2 separate regions of the Homo sapiens genome follow, and region 2 is linked to region 1. Evidence: chromatin loops called from intact Hi-C (ENCODE). Cell type or tissue: endothelial cell of umbilical vein. All regions are shown on one strand.

The links. Peaks named below come from ENCODE experiments on the same cell type or tissue, not always from the same donor. Only the 100,000 strongest peaks of a DNase experiment are listed, where the experiment ranks them.
Region 2: it touches region 1 in a loop (26-fold over the local background); 4 of 110 quality-filtered maps call a loop at or near these places.

What each region holds. Positions count from the first base shown.
Region 1 is chr15:60,581,124-60,589,123 of GRCh38, forward strand. The region is part of intron 2 of RORA (RAR related orphan receptor A); the gene reads right to left. The region is part of intron 3 of RORA-AS1 (RORA antisense RNA 1); the gene reads left to right. Among named protein-coding and RNA genes, the nearest start is that of RORA-AS2, 96 kb to the right of the region's middle. RefSeq lists enhancers at 1-257, 3,916-3,965. In endothelial cell of umbilical vein, a CTCF peak has its summit at 4,818 (motif pointing right); DNase peaks (open chromatin) are centred at 1,448 and 4,858.
Region 2 is chr15:61,617,213-61,625,212 of GRCh38, forward strand. The region is part of intron 2 of LOC107984782 (a long non-coding RNA gene); the gene reads right to left. Among named protein-coding and RNA genes, the nearest start is that of LINC02349, 110 kb to the right of the region's middle. In endothelial cell of umbilical vein, a CTCF peak has its summit at 4,052 (motif pointing left); no DNase peak of the experiment used is centred here.

The DNA.
Region 1 (8,000 bases):
CTGAAAACACTCGATCCATCTTAACAGTCGAAATGAGCAGTTTAGCCAATATTTCCCCTAAGCAGCCACTGAAATTGCATAGAAACTTCCAGGCCACTTCAAAAGGGATTCTGAACGTAACAGCAGCAGGGGGCTTAGAAAGACTGCCAAAACCCTGAGACATCTTAACTCATCTTAAACAACTTTGTTTCTCTGCAATAGTGGAAACAAAATGCTTCTGTTTTACGAGATTTTGCTTGTGGTAGAAACATTGCTTTTGAAATGGATTTCTATCAAACCAATTGTTTTGTTAAACAATATCATTTTCAAAAGTTGCTTGATGTTACGGATGCAACTTAAGAGGAGGAGGATTTTTCATAATCTTGTGTCTAGGGCAAACGTGGCTGTGAATGCAATGGAGGTACAATTTCTTAGATATATACAAAATAGGCGGTATGCAAATCTTTAAAGATCTCTGTTGAAAAAGATATGGCTCTAATTTCATTTACCAGCTCCCATCAGATTTTCTTTTCAAACTCCTTTATCGCTTCTGAAACTGCTGAATATTATCAAACCCCACTGGGAAATTCCACACAAGGAAATAAACTTAAGGTGCTTACATCACACCATGCTGGTTTATAATGAACTGCTGTCTTTTTGAATAAATGTTTCAATGAAATCCAAGTTTTTAAAGATGCCAGGTCTCAAATTAGGAAGTTAAATGATATTTTTTCATGCTGGAGCTTAGTTCTGTTTTTCTTTTTTATAAAATAAGATGGCATCACAAGAGATACATTGTTTCTGCTTGCTAATAAACTGCAGACGATACATTGGGAGAGACTCAATTTCTTTGGGTTCCTGGCTTGGAATATTTGGTAAAGAATAAAATTACTGTGGTACGCAATGGTTAAGGCTACTCCATGGTTTCCATTTTTAAACAACTGCCCCCGCCCCTTGGTTTTAAATCAACCATCAAAAACGGAAAAAGCTTTAGGCTACAATTTGATAAATAAGGTATGACTGTAATTTACTAGAACTAAATCTGGGCATATTTATTATTAATATTAATGAAAACTTGCTTGTTCTTAAATTTATTTAAATAGCATAAAGTAATTACCTCTTTCTGTCTTAAATTTTCACTTCCAAAAGGAACTGATTAGCTGATAGAAGGACCTATAGCAATTAAGGGTAGAGACAGGGAATAAGGAAAGTAGGAGGCATTTGTTTGCCTCTCCCAAGTCTCAAACAAGAAACTAGAGCATGTTTCTGTTTTAATAGAAACACTTTCATAGAACGGTAGAGATGGAAAAGATCTTGGTGACTACCAAGTCCAACCCTTTAACTTTAAAAACAGGGAAAGTGAACAACTGAGGTTTAACCTGACAATTATTGCATCGCAGATCTGGGACAATAACCCATATCTTCATCTTCCCCCACCCTATGTAGGGGGGTTTCCACTACTCAACATTGTTTTGCTACACTGCGGACAGGGTGACTCATGTACAAAGTGAGGGTGTTGGGCTTCAGAGGTTTCTCAACCAGAATTATCTGAGTTATCTTTAAAAATGTAGCAATACTTGAGCTCTACACCTTGGGACCAGTAAAATCAGAAATCTGTAAGAGCACAGCCTGGGCTTATATATCTTTTAAAAACTCTTTAGATAGATTAATACGCAGACCAGGTTGGGAGCAGATGACCTGTGAGGTCTATTGCAAAATGTTCACCATCAGTTGGGAAAATTTTTTGATTCAGTTCCCTGATGTTGACCCATGAGGCCATAAGCATTTCTAAACCATTATACTGTTTTTACATTGGCCTAGCTGTTGTTATTATCTGCATTTATCTAGTTCATTGATATGTTTACTTAAGTATTACCTACCTCTCCCACCAGAATGTACACTCACAGAGACCAGAGACTGACATGATCACTGCTGTCCCCTCGGCCGCCAGCATCACATCTGCCACAATAATGAGATAGATACTACACCAGCATTTTCAAAAGAAAAAGGGGGCTGGTGTCGCAGTGTGGAAGCAGGCAGGTAGTCCTTCTCCACACCAGCCAGAGGAAGTCTACTTTCATCTATCCCACCAGACTAGAATCTAAGCTGCACGAAGGCAGCATTTGGTCTCCCCTGTTTGGATGTCACCTCCAGAGCCTGGACACTGGCAGATACACACCAGATGCTCAGTGCCTGAGAAAGGCCATGTGCTAAACAGGAAGCACTGATCAGCTTCCAGGGCACTGAAACCTTTACTTTGTCGCTGAATAAAGCAACCTTGAAAAGACATCACTGTTTCCACTGAGTTGGCCTTGACTTCTGCAGTAAGACTCTTAGCCTGCTCCTGCTAAGTGGTCACAGTATTGGCAAGACCCAGCCCAGGCACACAGTGAAGGCTAAAATACATTGTGTCTATGTCACATGCAGAGGCTGGGGCTTCTGGACAAGGCTTTATGACGAAAAGGAGTACAGTATTTGAAAAGTCTCACAGCAGCCTCCAGCACCAAAACAGCCTCAGGGTTCTCTCCTGTTTGGGCCACTTGGGGTAAGAGATTTGAGGGAACAGTCTGCCCACTTGCTTCTGCATGCTGGTTGATAGCAAGGCCAAAGTTAACAGAAAAATATTTCAAGTGTGTTAATAACAATGCCAGAAATTGCTCACATCTGGCACCTCTTCCATGCTGAAGGGAGTGAACTAAAGAGAAGTGAATGGTTACCTTAATATAATTTACCTTTCTGAGATTCCCTTTCCTCGTGAGTAAGAGGAAAGGGTTAGCCCCGAGCAGTGGTTCCCAAACCTGTCTTATCCTCACAAGAGGATCTTTTACAAAAGAAGATTCCTTGGCCTCCCCTCCTAGGCTTTTGGAAGCAGGATCTGTGCAGGTGTTGCTGGAGAAAGGCATTTATTTTTTAAATGCTTCCCAGATGACTGTGAAGATCAATGACATTTGGGAACCACTAGAGGACTGGAGGACTCTGCGGTCCACCTGGCTCTGACAGGCTAGAACAGAGAGCTTCACAAAGTGAGGCCTAAGGACCAGTTGCATCAGAAACATCTGAGATGCTGTGTAAATACATGCCTTCGTGGGCCTCACCCCAGACTGACAGAATCAAACTCTGTGTGAGACCCAGGGATCCGCCTTCTTAAGACTCTCTGGAGTATGGGTTCTACTCTACAGTTTCAGAACCACTGTTTCAGGCAGGATTTTAGAGCTAACTTATGGCTTATGTGGAAGCAAATCATGTTCATCCATAAGTATAGGGTTTGACTTTATCCAGTTACATTAACATTTCATTGCATTGTTTGGCATGTCACAGAAATCTCCTTTGTTTTAAATGGCATGTAGCTTATAGCAAATGCAAATGTGTAAGTCCAACAGCCATAAAGCAGCCTTCTCTGACTAAGTGTGGCTGCCAACTTCTCAGTGCATTTTTTAAATGCTGATTCATGGCTTAAGACACTTGATTGGGAGGAAGGTGTCTCAGCTCCTATTATAAAAGCACAAAGGTGGTACCTGAATTACCTAGCACACAATAGGCACTTAAGTATTTGCTGAAACAAATTTATTTACTTATTTTCACCCACTGTTCTACAGAAGATTTGAAGTGAGATGAACAAATAAAAAGAAGGAGAAAAAAAACCTTTCCAACAACCGAAAAATGAAAATAACATTCTGTGAAAAAGAGAATACTTCTCATGTGGTGAAAAAAAATCACACTTCTGGGTGGCGCAGTTTGTAAAACGGTTGGCTTCAATAACTGATCTGAAACTTAACCACAAGTCTTCACTTCTGAACCACTGCCTTATTTCTATGATAGAAAGGTTTAAACAGCAGTTTTTCCTTGCTTTTTATTTTTTTTCTTCTTTTTCATGAAACGCTGCAATTTCATCTTTCTAATAGGAACACGTAAGCACTATTATCCTTTACAAGCCTGGTGATTATTTGTCATTATTATTACCCTGGTTATTCTAGCTCAGATCAGCTTTGACTTCTTCAGCAATGCAAAATTCATATAAACGTGCATTCTTATACCTCTGTGTAGCACCAGGAACAAATAACATTTAAGCAAATAGGAAGATCTATATTCATTCCTCAGATTCCGACACAGAAATCAGATTGTTTTACCATTGTTTCACACTTGTTATAACACCAAAATCCAAATCCACAATCCACTTGTATTATCTATTTATCCTAAAAAATATGCAAATGAATGCTTGTCGCTACCTCATGCAGAGTTTCTGACATATCCTCTATCTTATTTTTTAGGCAAACTGTATATACTTAAGTGAACCAAATGATCTAACCATAAATCTTCAGAAACCAAGGGGTTAATAGTTTTTTTCATCCATGTTTAAAATTGTTTTATTACCCCCCAAAAGCTACTGTAGTTTACTTTTTTACTAAATGTTTATCATTTTTGAAAAAGAAAAGCTCTAGATTTAAAAAGGGGAAACGCTGAATTTAGCTCATCAAATGACGACCTCTTTTTAAAAGATATTCAAGGGTTGGGAATTAGAATGGAGTTTGAAACTTAAAAAAATACGAGGATTACTAAAAATGTCATAACAATTGTTGACTCACAAACCAAATTTCACTTAAATTTAATATTGAGCCAAACAGCAAATAAATCAGCTTTAAGTTAAAAATTTTTTTTCCTTTACTTCCTGCCAAGCAAACTTTTAAAATTCAGTATCCCTTCCACAGTTACATTTCTGATAACCATGAAGAACAACGAGTTAAACTTTTGAATCTGGAATAGAAATGTCTCATTCCAATTAAGAAAATAACTACAACCTTTGACCTTCCCACTAGCCTGATGGGAAATTCACTGGCACCATTATGGGTTTAGCCGTCCATGTGCAAGTAACCACTAGAGGGCAGCCTTATCTCATATCTGACATGCGGCAGAAAAATACCTGAAATGCTTCTAATGTTCCTTTAATTATTTTTGTAGTATCTTTGATTTTCCTGGATACTTAATAATCAACTTCAAATGGAACTAAAAGTATTCCTAAACAGTTCAAAAGTCCACTTTCACAAACAATGATATCACAAAGACTGGTGGTGAGAGGTGCTAGAGATACAGCTAGCTGATGTTATCTTTAAAATTTTAAAACAAAAGTTTTTCATCTTTAAGTCATGGCTGCCTCTTTACTATGTGCTGGGTTAAGTGCCAAGTCAATTATATCACAACTGGCACTTGGGGTCCATCTTTGGCATTAAAATTTCAAGTGGTTCTAGGCAAACTGAAGTGTGTTTGAGGAAGAAACTGACCAAGATTGTGGGAAGGCAGAACCACACTTACAGCAAAAAGGACTGGAGAGGGACAGCAGATATTACGTATTAGAGGGGTGTGTGTGTGTGTGTGCGTGTGCATGTGTGTGTTACAGTACTAGTCTTCAAATGACTTACAGTCTTTCATTTGAAAGATGGATTAAATGTGTTCTGCACAGCCCCAAAGGAAAGGATCAGAATTAAGGGATTAAAAGTACAAAGGAGAGAGTTATGCTTGATATAAAAAGACTTTTCTAATTCAAGATGGAGTAACCTACCTTTAAAGATAGTGAGTTCCCCATCGTTGGAGGTGTTCCAGCATAACCAGATAACTACTTGGCAGAAATATTGTGGGCAGGGTCCAAATCCCAGTGAGACATTCATCTGAGTGACTTTAAAGGTTTCGTCTGAGACTGAAATAATCCTTATTTGCTTTCAGACAAACACACCTTAATCCAGCAGTCATTAAGGCCATTCCCCACTAAGTGAGAAATGAGATTTTTCAGATCTACTTGAAAACTTTTAGACTTCACGTGATTTTCTAAAAGACAAACGATTTCTCAAGAATAGATCTACAATCATGCCCCTAAGCTGTCATGAAAACAAACACGACAGCACTCACAAGCACGAGAATTCGTAAGCTTTATACTACACAAAGTCATATTAAAATTAGAAGATGCATTTGTGAATGTTCCCTTTGCCTAAGGATAAGTGGAACATATAGATATATCTCTCAATTCTATCATAATGGCGATTGGTTACACAGGTTAGCTGTACTTCATGGTATTCTGTATTCTTGGGGAAAATAATGCTTATATTTCACTCATATCCTCTTAAAACAAGCAGACTTAATGAAAATCATGGTTGAAGAGAGCTAATGATAAGCAAATAAGAATAACCCCATTTGTACCAAACTGATTTTATTAAATAGTAATTTAAAGATATTAGGCTCAGCAAAGCATTACATAATTGGATCTATTTTTTTCCCATATAAATGCCAGAGTTATAATTTCCACTAACTAGAGACAAAGTTATATCCAGGACGTTTTTCACAGCTTCCTCCAGGGGAGGCATGAAGATAGAAATTAGGGTTGTAGTTCTTGTTTCACGTTATCAGATGGAAAAGCTAGGCTATAACGCAACCTCTGTGAGCCTCAGTTTCTTCATCAGTCACTGATGGGACTATCAGTGACTCTCTATGGAGGATTAAATGATGTAAGAGTGTTTGTAAACCATAAAGCACAAAATAAATATAGATTAGCATCATCTCCCTATTTGTTTATGAAATGCCTAGTAAACTTCAGAAGCAGTAACATTTTAAAAAATGAAATAACTGGAAAACCTAGGGAATAATCTTGACATTATTTTTTATACCCACAGGAGCAAAGATTTTTAAAGTTATCGTATTATCTCCTGAAAATATGATGAGGGCTAACAAATTTCATTCCAAAAAGAAAATCCAGAAACAAAAGATTTCAGCTGCTTCCTTGCATTTTGCCCATTGGATAGTATATGCTATTATCCATCTATTTAGACCTCCTATCTCTTGACAATTAACAGAAAAATCATGTTCTATCATGTCACACAAAATACTGACGGATAGAAAAAGCTCTGACTACGACTCTCTCAGTTCATGAATCAAAAGGTTGGGATGGAAGGGAGTTATCTTCAGTAGAATAGCTAGATGGGGGAGACAGAACTTGTAAATCATTCCTCAGAGGGTCTGTATGTGGTCTTTGAGATACTATCAAATGTCAATTCACACCTGACTTGTCACTGGTGGATGGCTCCAAAAAAACTGTTTTTTAAGTAGAGAAACATAAAAGTGGTGTAGCTGCTGACTCTGAGTGTCTAATTATGGCTTTAAAATTATTAAATATGAAATACATAAAGGCAGCCTTGATTTCTTACTAATAAGTGCTGTAAATAGTAAAAATGAATGCAGAAAACATTTCCATGACAGAGTATTCTTAGGAAATTTGTTCCACATAAGGGGTTTTGTTGATCCCTATAATAATTTAAGAGATTTTTAAGAAAACTGAACCCTACATCTACCTCTGCAAATCTATTCATCCATCCATCCATCCATCCATCCATCCATCCAGTAACTTTTCTCCAGTAAGTGGCCATTTATAAATATTATTTTCCTAGATACCCCAGAGCAAATAAGAAAGTGGTTGGGTGCTATTGTAGGTGCTTTGCAATTATCACCTTGCTGATCTCATCCACTTTTATTGTGTCTCACTTGAGTGGGAGGGAAAGATAGGAGAAAAAGGAGACTAATGAGAATTATTAATATATTTACAAGTGTATCTACTACATATTAAAGAGCTAAGGTTTAGATGACATACTGTATATTTCTAAATGACTATTTCTGTTTAGAAATTACATTATTTCATGACTGGGCAGCATTAAATAAATTATATGGTTCTCAATTCAAATCGTGGGCAAAAGGGTTTACTTGTGCATGCTGCTGCTTTGTATCTCAAGTAACGTGATTGAAATATATAAAATCAAGAGGCTGCCCATGAAAATGGTGCTTTTAAAATACTCTCTACTTCATGGAGGGTCCAGGCTTCTCCCTCCTCCCATGGACAAATGGATTCAGAAATCCTCTTTGTCTTTAAAAGAACTGATCCCTTCTTGCCAGATAAGCATTCTGCTCAGTAGTGGCAACCATTTGGGTTTTCTCTTTTCAAGATCCAGCCATCACCTTCTCCCAATCCTTCCCATCACAAGTAACAA
Region 2 (8,000 bases), 1.0 Mb after region 1:
AATCTGATAGGACTAATCAACAAACTCAATAAGCATACCAAAGTCAGGATACAAAATACACAAAAATCAGTTACTTTTCTAAACACTAACAGTGAGCAATCCACAAAGAAAGTTAAGAAAACAATCCCATTTACAAAAGAATCAAAAAGAATAAAATACTTAGGAAATAAACTCAACCAATAAGATGAAATTCTTATATGCTGAAAATTATGAAACCTTGCTAAAAGAAATATTAAAAGGCACAAACAAATGGAAAGACATCTTGTGCTCATATATTAGAAAACTTAGTACTGTTAAAATGGTCATACTACCCAAAGTAATCTACAGATCAAACGCAATTTCTATCAAAATCCAATAGCATTTTTAACAGAAATAGAAAAAAAAATCCTAAAATTTATATTGATATCCACAAAGGACCTGGAATAGCCAAAACAATCTTCAAAAAGAACAACAAACCTGGAGGTCTCATAACTCCTGATTTCAAAACATATTACAAAGCTAGAGTAATCAAAACAGTATGGTACTGGCAATAAGACAGACATACAGCACAATGGAACAGAATAGAGAGCCCAGAAGTAAAGCCACGTATATACAATCAACTGACCTTCACAACAGTGCCAAGAATATACAATGCAGAAAAAACAGTCTGTTAAACAAATGGTGTGGCTAAAACTGGATATCCATCAACAGAAGAATAAAATTGGACCCTTACTTTATACCATTCTCAGAAATCAGACCAAAATTGATGAAGAACTTGAACATAAGACCTGAAACAATAAAGCTCCTAGAAGAAAACATTTCTTGGATGTGACATCAAAAGTACAGGCAACAAAAGCAAAAATAGAACAATGGTACTACAGCAAATTAAAAGCTTCTTGCTGCACAGCAAAGGGAACAATCAACAGAACAATGAGACAATCTATAGAATGGAAGATATTTTAAAACCATATATCTGATAAGGGGTTAATATCCAAAATATGTAAGAAACTCCTACAACCCAAAAGCAAAGCAAACAAGAAGCAGACATCTTGATTAAAAAATGGGCAAAGGACTTGAATGGACATTTCTCCAAAGAAGACATACAAATGGCCAACAGGTATGTGGAAAGCTGTTCAGTATCATTAATTATCAGGGAAATGCAAATGAAAAGCACAATGAGATCTCACCTCACACCTGTTATGATGGCCACAATCAAAAAACAAAAAACAAAACAGAAAATAAGTGTTGGCAAGGATGTAGAGAAATTGGAATGCTTATGTATTGTTGGTGGGAATGCAAAATGGTGCAGCTGCTATGGAAAACAGCTGAAGTGTCCTAAAAAAAAAATAAAAATAGAACTACTACCATATGCAATCAGGATCTCAAAGAGATATTTGTACTCCCATGGATTGCAGCATTATTCACAATAACCAAGAGGTGGAAACAACCAAATGCCCACGGAAGAATGAATAGGTAAAGAAAATGTGGTATATACATACCACAGAATATTATTCAGCCATAAAAAAGGAGATTTTGTCATATGCTACAACGTGGATGAACCTTGAGGACATTATGCTAAGTGAAATAAACCAGTCACAGAAGGACAAATACCGTCTGATTTCATTTACAGGTATCAAACTCACAGCAACAGAAAGTAGAATGGTGGTGGCCTGGTGATAGGGGAGGAGGAAATGGGGAATTGCTGTTCAATGGGTATAGAGTTTCAGTTATGCAAGAAGCAAAAGTTCTAGGGATCTGCTCTGCAACATTACAACATTGTCCTTATAGTTAGCAATAATACACTCTACATTTAAAATTATATGACAGTAGATTTCGTGTTTTCTTCTTACCTCCCAAAACCCCCACAAAACTCTTTTTTTGCTTACACTTATTGTCTAGTATAGGATGCTCTTTATTTTGCATTGCATACTGAGGGCAGGGACCACTGTATTTTCATTGCTTGGGGCTTCCATGTGTTAAAGCATTGCCTCTGGCCTGCTTCCCCCACCCTTTAGGCCCACTGGTCCCTCGGGGCCTTGCTTCAGAATGCTGAAGCTGATAAATAAGTGATGCCAAAGCATTTGTGACTTCCAGGGCTTTCTGATGGGAGCCCTACCCAAAAAACACTCTTGAATCTCAACAGGTGACTTCAAAGGCACAAATAGGTAAAATCAAGGGAGAATTCCACATACATTATAGGTCAGAAAAGTAGATACTTGTAGGGACAAATCTTTCCACCTGCCCCAAATCTTATTGCATTAGTGGCTGTGGTTAATCCTGGAGTCTGTCCTTACAGACTATTTTCACTTAACTCTCCAATAACAAGTTGGCCACTGAAGCTGGTGGGTAAGGGTGGGGGAAACACATGATCTGAGTCCTTTACTTCCACTGGATCTTCAGTTATCCACAGAAAGTAACCCTAGGCACCTTTCCAACTGTGCTGTTAGTTTATTTTCTTTCTATAGTCAGTACCCAAATATACAATTTTTCCTCTTCTTAGTTTGTAAACGGTCAGTCACTAGGGGGAAAAAAGCACAGTGATTACTAATGGGAGATGCCACTAAGGTTCCAGCTGTGAACAGGAGAAATCCAAGATGACCCATCATCTAAATGTCAACGCAAACACCATGCCATTCAGAATGAAACAAGGAAGCCTGCGTGCAGACAGCCAGAATACATTACCAATTGCATATTTAGCTCCAGAATTTGTGAATCTTTGCAAAGAAATTTAGGGGCTTCTCACTTGATTAAATAGCCTGTGATGGAGGATTCGGTTGTTCCCCACAATAGTTGCATGCAAATGATAGATTCACATGGACTACAGCATACAGAGCCCTTAGGGGGCTGTACATTTTTAAGTAATTCTGCCATTGTTTTTGCATAGTAATTGGAAACGTACATTCTGTTGGAATGTGATTCTTATTAGAAGAGAAGGTCGCTGCTGTCTGCTACAGGATTCTATTCATTTAGGGTCAGCGGGACTTAAAAACAGACGAAGAATCTGCATTTATGCACTAAATGAGGATCTGCCTTAAACCCCAGCAAGTTTCTAGCCTGCATTAAAAGCTAACTCTCACTCTCTACTTTCATCTGCCTCTTTTCCCAGCTTCCTAATATTTATTTAGCCTGATTCTGCTTTGTGAATAAGTGACTCCCTGATGACTGAGTAGCAACTAGAGTTAAATTAGTCATGTAAGAGCAGCAAATTAGTAAATGGCACCCCAGTTACCAGAGAGGAGCTATATCATTCTGTGTGTTTAAAGTACTATTACCATCTATCTAGGAGTCAGGAGCTGTCCTGTGCATACAATGAGTCCTCAGTGGTCCCACTCACAGTATGACACAGGATTTGGCCAGGACGGAAAGCTGGGGGGCGGGGCAGCCAGTCATTTATCTATATCCTCCCACTCATTTCCCCTGTACCCCTCAGATGTTTGGGTGAAAGGTGGCCTAGGTCAGGGTCACAGAACAAAGCTGATGGTCTCATAGGAAAGATCAAGTCTGTGATGTTGTTAAACTCTGCTAACACAAATGAGGACACTCAGCCAGTCATTTAGAGGAGGAAAGGGAACAGCATTTCCTCACGTTCTTGTTATGTGAAGGATGGGGCTTGGGCCAGCAGCACCTGCATTACTGAGGAGCTTATTTCTTAGACCTAAGAGCGATGGTCTGTAGCTCCTCCTCAGACTTCCTGAATTGGAATCTGCATTTTCACAGACCCCAGGTGGTTTTAACACACACTGATGTTTGGGAAGCACTGTCTTACATCTCTAAATGTCAGCACCCAAAACACAGAGACCCCATGAGTCTTAGTCAATCCTATAGTGGCAGTACCTGAATCAGTGCCTGGTGCATAGTAGACACTCAAATATGTGTGGAGTGAATTGAACGGGAATGAAGAAAGAAAAGGAAAAAAATCTTCATGGCAACATAAAATAAATTTCGTAGCAACAATAAAAAAAGGAGGGAGGAGAAATCAAGTTCTAAAATAAAAATGAAAATCAAAGAAAGCAGCCAGAAAGCATCCAGGGAGATGCACCTGGCTGGTGGAGATGGGCTGTGGCCCCACCTGCTGGCCACAGTCGCTGGAGTGCCATCCTTGTCCACGACCTTCATTCATGAGTCTGCCTCTCCCACACTTTGCCTTAGGAGGCTGGCCCCTATCTTGCACACTCAGGCCTATTAGCCACAGTTATCTCTCCCATACAGCACTATCAGGTTACTTTAGAGCTGAAGCCTAATTGGACCAATGTAGACTCTTTACAATGTGTTTAAAGTTCTGAGCTCCTGGTTTAAGTGGAAAGAATGTCAATGATGATTGATCATCACCAGTCTCCTGGGGACCTCATGTGCCCAGAGCTTGAGCCTTCACCTAGGACCCAAAATACTTAGAGAGAGAAAATAAGTCACTGTATTTGGATAGGCAAAAAACAAAACAAACAAACAAAAAACAACCACAAACCCTGCTTTGCTGCTCAATTCCTTTTCATCTGGTCTTAAGAGAGTACAGCCACCACAAACGCAGCAAATTTAGTGTACATGAGACTGGAGGATATGGGAGAGAAGGGTACGTCTGTTCAGAAAATTATGGATTTTCCTTAACATGAGAAAATGAAAGAGAATAATTCAGCACCCAAATCATGTTAGTGCAAAGATCGATTGTTTTCCAGATTTCTTAATTTGATTGGACTGAGAATTACAAGCTGAGTAGATGTACTGTAGTGAGATGCTTTTGATATGATAATTGATAATATTTATTAGAATCACATGGGCACTCTGCTGGACTCTTTATATGCAGTATCTCCTGCAGTCCTCACAACAACCCACTAAGATAAGAATTATTACTATCACCTTTTTACATGCGAAAGCTGCAGCACAGAGAGGTTAAGTAACTTACCAAGGGTCACACAGCTGGTAAATACGTAGGCAGTAGAAAATATAGGACTCAAACCCAGGTCTGTGTGGTTGCAAGCCAGTGCATTTAACTGCTCCACTATCCTGCATCTCTCTTATATTTTCTTAATAAAGAGAAATTGAATGAAATGTGGAAATCAAAGCTAGAGAGAGAGCAGAAGACGACAAATTACCCCATGTGGGTAGGACTTATACACTGCATAAAGAGAAAAGGCTTAAGGAGGATGATGATTTTAGATAACTTCGCAAGGTTGAATTCACCTCTTCTGACTACTCAGAGACAATTTTTTAGACTTCAAGAGTTATTTAGCAAATGGATCTTGGTGACCCACAGAAAGAAAAAGCTGTTCTTAAGGAGGAAAAAATGTATTATTTTCCTCTGGTGGGATTAGGAGCTACCAATGATTTGAGAAGAGGAATGGTCTCTAAAACCCAGCAAGACAAGACAATAAGAGAGAGTCACAACTCTGTCTATATCTGGTTTTTCTAGGCTCGTTGAGCCAGGCCAGTAATTAGTATAACTCCATGTAAACTGTAATCACCATTTCTCTGATGTGATCAAGCTCACAGTGGAAGGATTCTGCTGTCTAATGTGACTAGCTTCTCCGATTCCATTTTCATAGCTGAATCGAGGTAGATCTCTTCCTGCAATGCAGTTTAATAATTGTTTTAAGAAACCCTAGAAACTAAAAGTAGCATATGAAAATTTGCAATGCATATAATTATATTATGACTGGGGACTCCAAAATAAGTCATGGCATTTATTTATTCATGCACTATGTACTCTGTGGTCCCCTGGGAAAAGAAATGTTTAAATTAAGATGTATGATAAGACAGATTCCGGTGTCTTATGCACTGAATTACAACTCACTAACATGTAGCTTTTACATAATACTTGCTCTCTCACTCTGACCTTGACTCTGAACATTTTTACAAAATATTTGTCTCCTAAGCCTCACCCCAACTTCGAGAAGCCCATATCATGAACATCATCATCATCATCATCATCATCACATATACTTTAATTTCACTTTTAATTCATCTCTGGCCAAGAAGATCTAGTAAGTTGATAGGGGAGAAACATCAAAAGGAAACTCACAATACATGTAAATATAAATTAAAATCCACCTTGCTTTGTTATAATTTTCATTCTAAAAACATGTACATAATTCATGATGGAGGATGGGGGGACTAGAAGATGCAGGGCTGGGGACAACCTTTTAATAGTGAATAGTGCCATGAAAAGTTTTTTTTTTCTAATGAGCCAAGAGAATGAGGGAGGAACTCAAAGAGGCAACGACAGTTTGATCTTTCACTTCTACATCTTTGGAAAAAGAGAAAATAAAAGAGAAGTTTCCTCTTTGAACTTTCTGAAATGACCCTACATTTAATGAACTATAGTGTCAAATATTTGAAACTTTTAAGAAATCTTGCTCTTTTGTTTAACATACAAGGTAGTGTTAGAAAAAAAATACTCAGCAGATAGTCACATTTCTAACCTTATCTTTCTATGAGGAAAAAGAAAAAGGCATTGAACTCTATGGGGGCGCCCGGACTGCTGTTTTACTGCACTTCCACCTTGCCCAAGGACGAGATTCGCCTTCAGGAAGTGAGACCTTGACCCAGCCAAAGGGGAATGGCCACTGCGAGAGCAGGTCCCTTCTTTTTCCTGGACACAAGTGCAAACTTAATGAATCCTCTCCCTCCACCACATGCCCCAGACGGCGAGGGGAAAGCGGAGTGCACCTGCTGCATCTCCCTTCATATCACGTTGCTGTTATGAAAAATAGTTTGCTATTTTGGAACCCCCTGGCAGCCAGAGTGAATCGCCGAAGGCCCCAAGCTCGTTTATCTTGTGTCAGAAGCAAAGCCAAATGAACACCACCTCGTCCAGCACCTGAAGAATGGGAAGAAGCTCAGAGAGAGTAAAAATAACCAAGGGCTCGGGAAACGGTGCCGAGACGAGCGGCCTGTACAGGTTAAGTAGGGCTTCTCACAGCCCACTCTGACTTTTAGAACTCTACACGTTGGGACAGGAAGGGGAGCGCTTTTTCAACCAAGCAGACTTTGTGGGTCTAAGGTCTAGGATGCGGGGGGCCGTTCCTGCCCAGTTTCCTGCAGTTTGGGCAAGCTGTGGCTATGATGGGGAATAACTGAAACCCCCAGTGGCATCTGGTGTCAGCTTGACTTCGACTGGAGATGGGAAACAGATACGTGCCCATTCCTCAAGATCTGGGCAAATCAATCATCCGTCCAATATCACACTCCCTCCCCTTCCACAAACCAGAGAATGGCTGAGTCTGAGATCATGTGATTGAGAATGATCCAAAAGGTTTAATTTCTTTTTAAGGTGGAGAGACAGAAAGGGAGAGAGAGAGATCAGAGTAGCTGCGGAAGGCTTATGGCAGAGGCAGAGTTGGTACAAGATTTTCAAGAATGGATAGAATTGAGATGGGTGAAGAGGAATGATGAAGGTGTATCAGTGGGGGGAAAGTAAAGACAAACAGACAGTGGTGAGAATGAGCTTGCTCCTTGCAGAGTTGAGCAATTCTTAAGGAAGGTTCGAGGGGGCATGTTAAATGTGCAAATTCTTGGGCCTTGTGCTAAACCTACTGAATCAGAATCTCTGTAGCCCAGGAGTCTATGTTTTACAAATTCTCCAGATGTTTCTTTGTACATGGTAAATTTGAGATGAGGGCTGAATACAGAATGTCAAGATCTGTCCAAATGGAGGAGAAGGTGGTCTGGGGAGACCCATGCTCTGCAGACATGAGGCGCAAGCTTATTCAGTGACACACATTGGCATGAGTCCTTAGCTTCCTTCCTTCTTGGTTCTGTCATGTCCTGATTGTCATCCTGAGGAATAAGTTAGGCTTTGTGAAGTGATGAGGAAAGTCACTTCACAAAAATTAAAAGCACAACTCAACAACGAGGCAGGTCGTTTTGGTTTTCTTCAGTCCCAAATCCTGGCGCATTGCTAGGTTTGTGTCAGGCATGAGAAAGTATTTGAGATTTTGTATAAAGACTACTGGCCTAACATTATCATGGGTCAGCAAATTCACTTAGAAGTTGATAAATATGTGATTTTCTAAAACGTATGTCTTTTC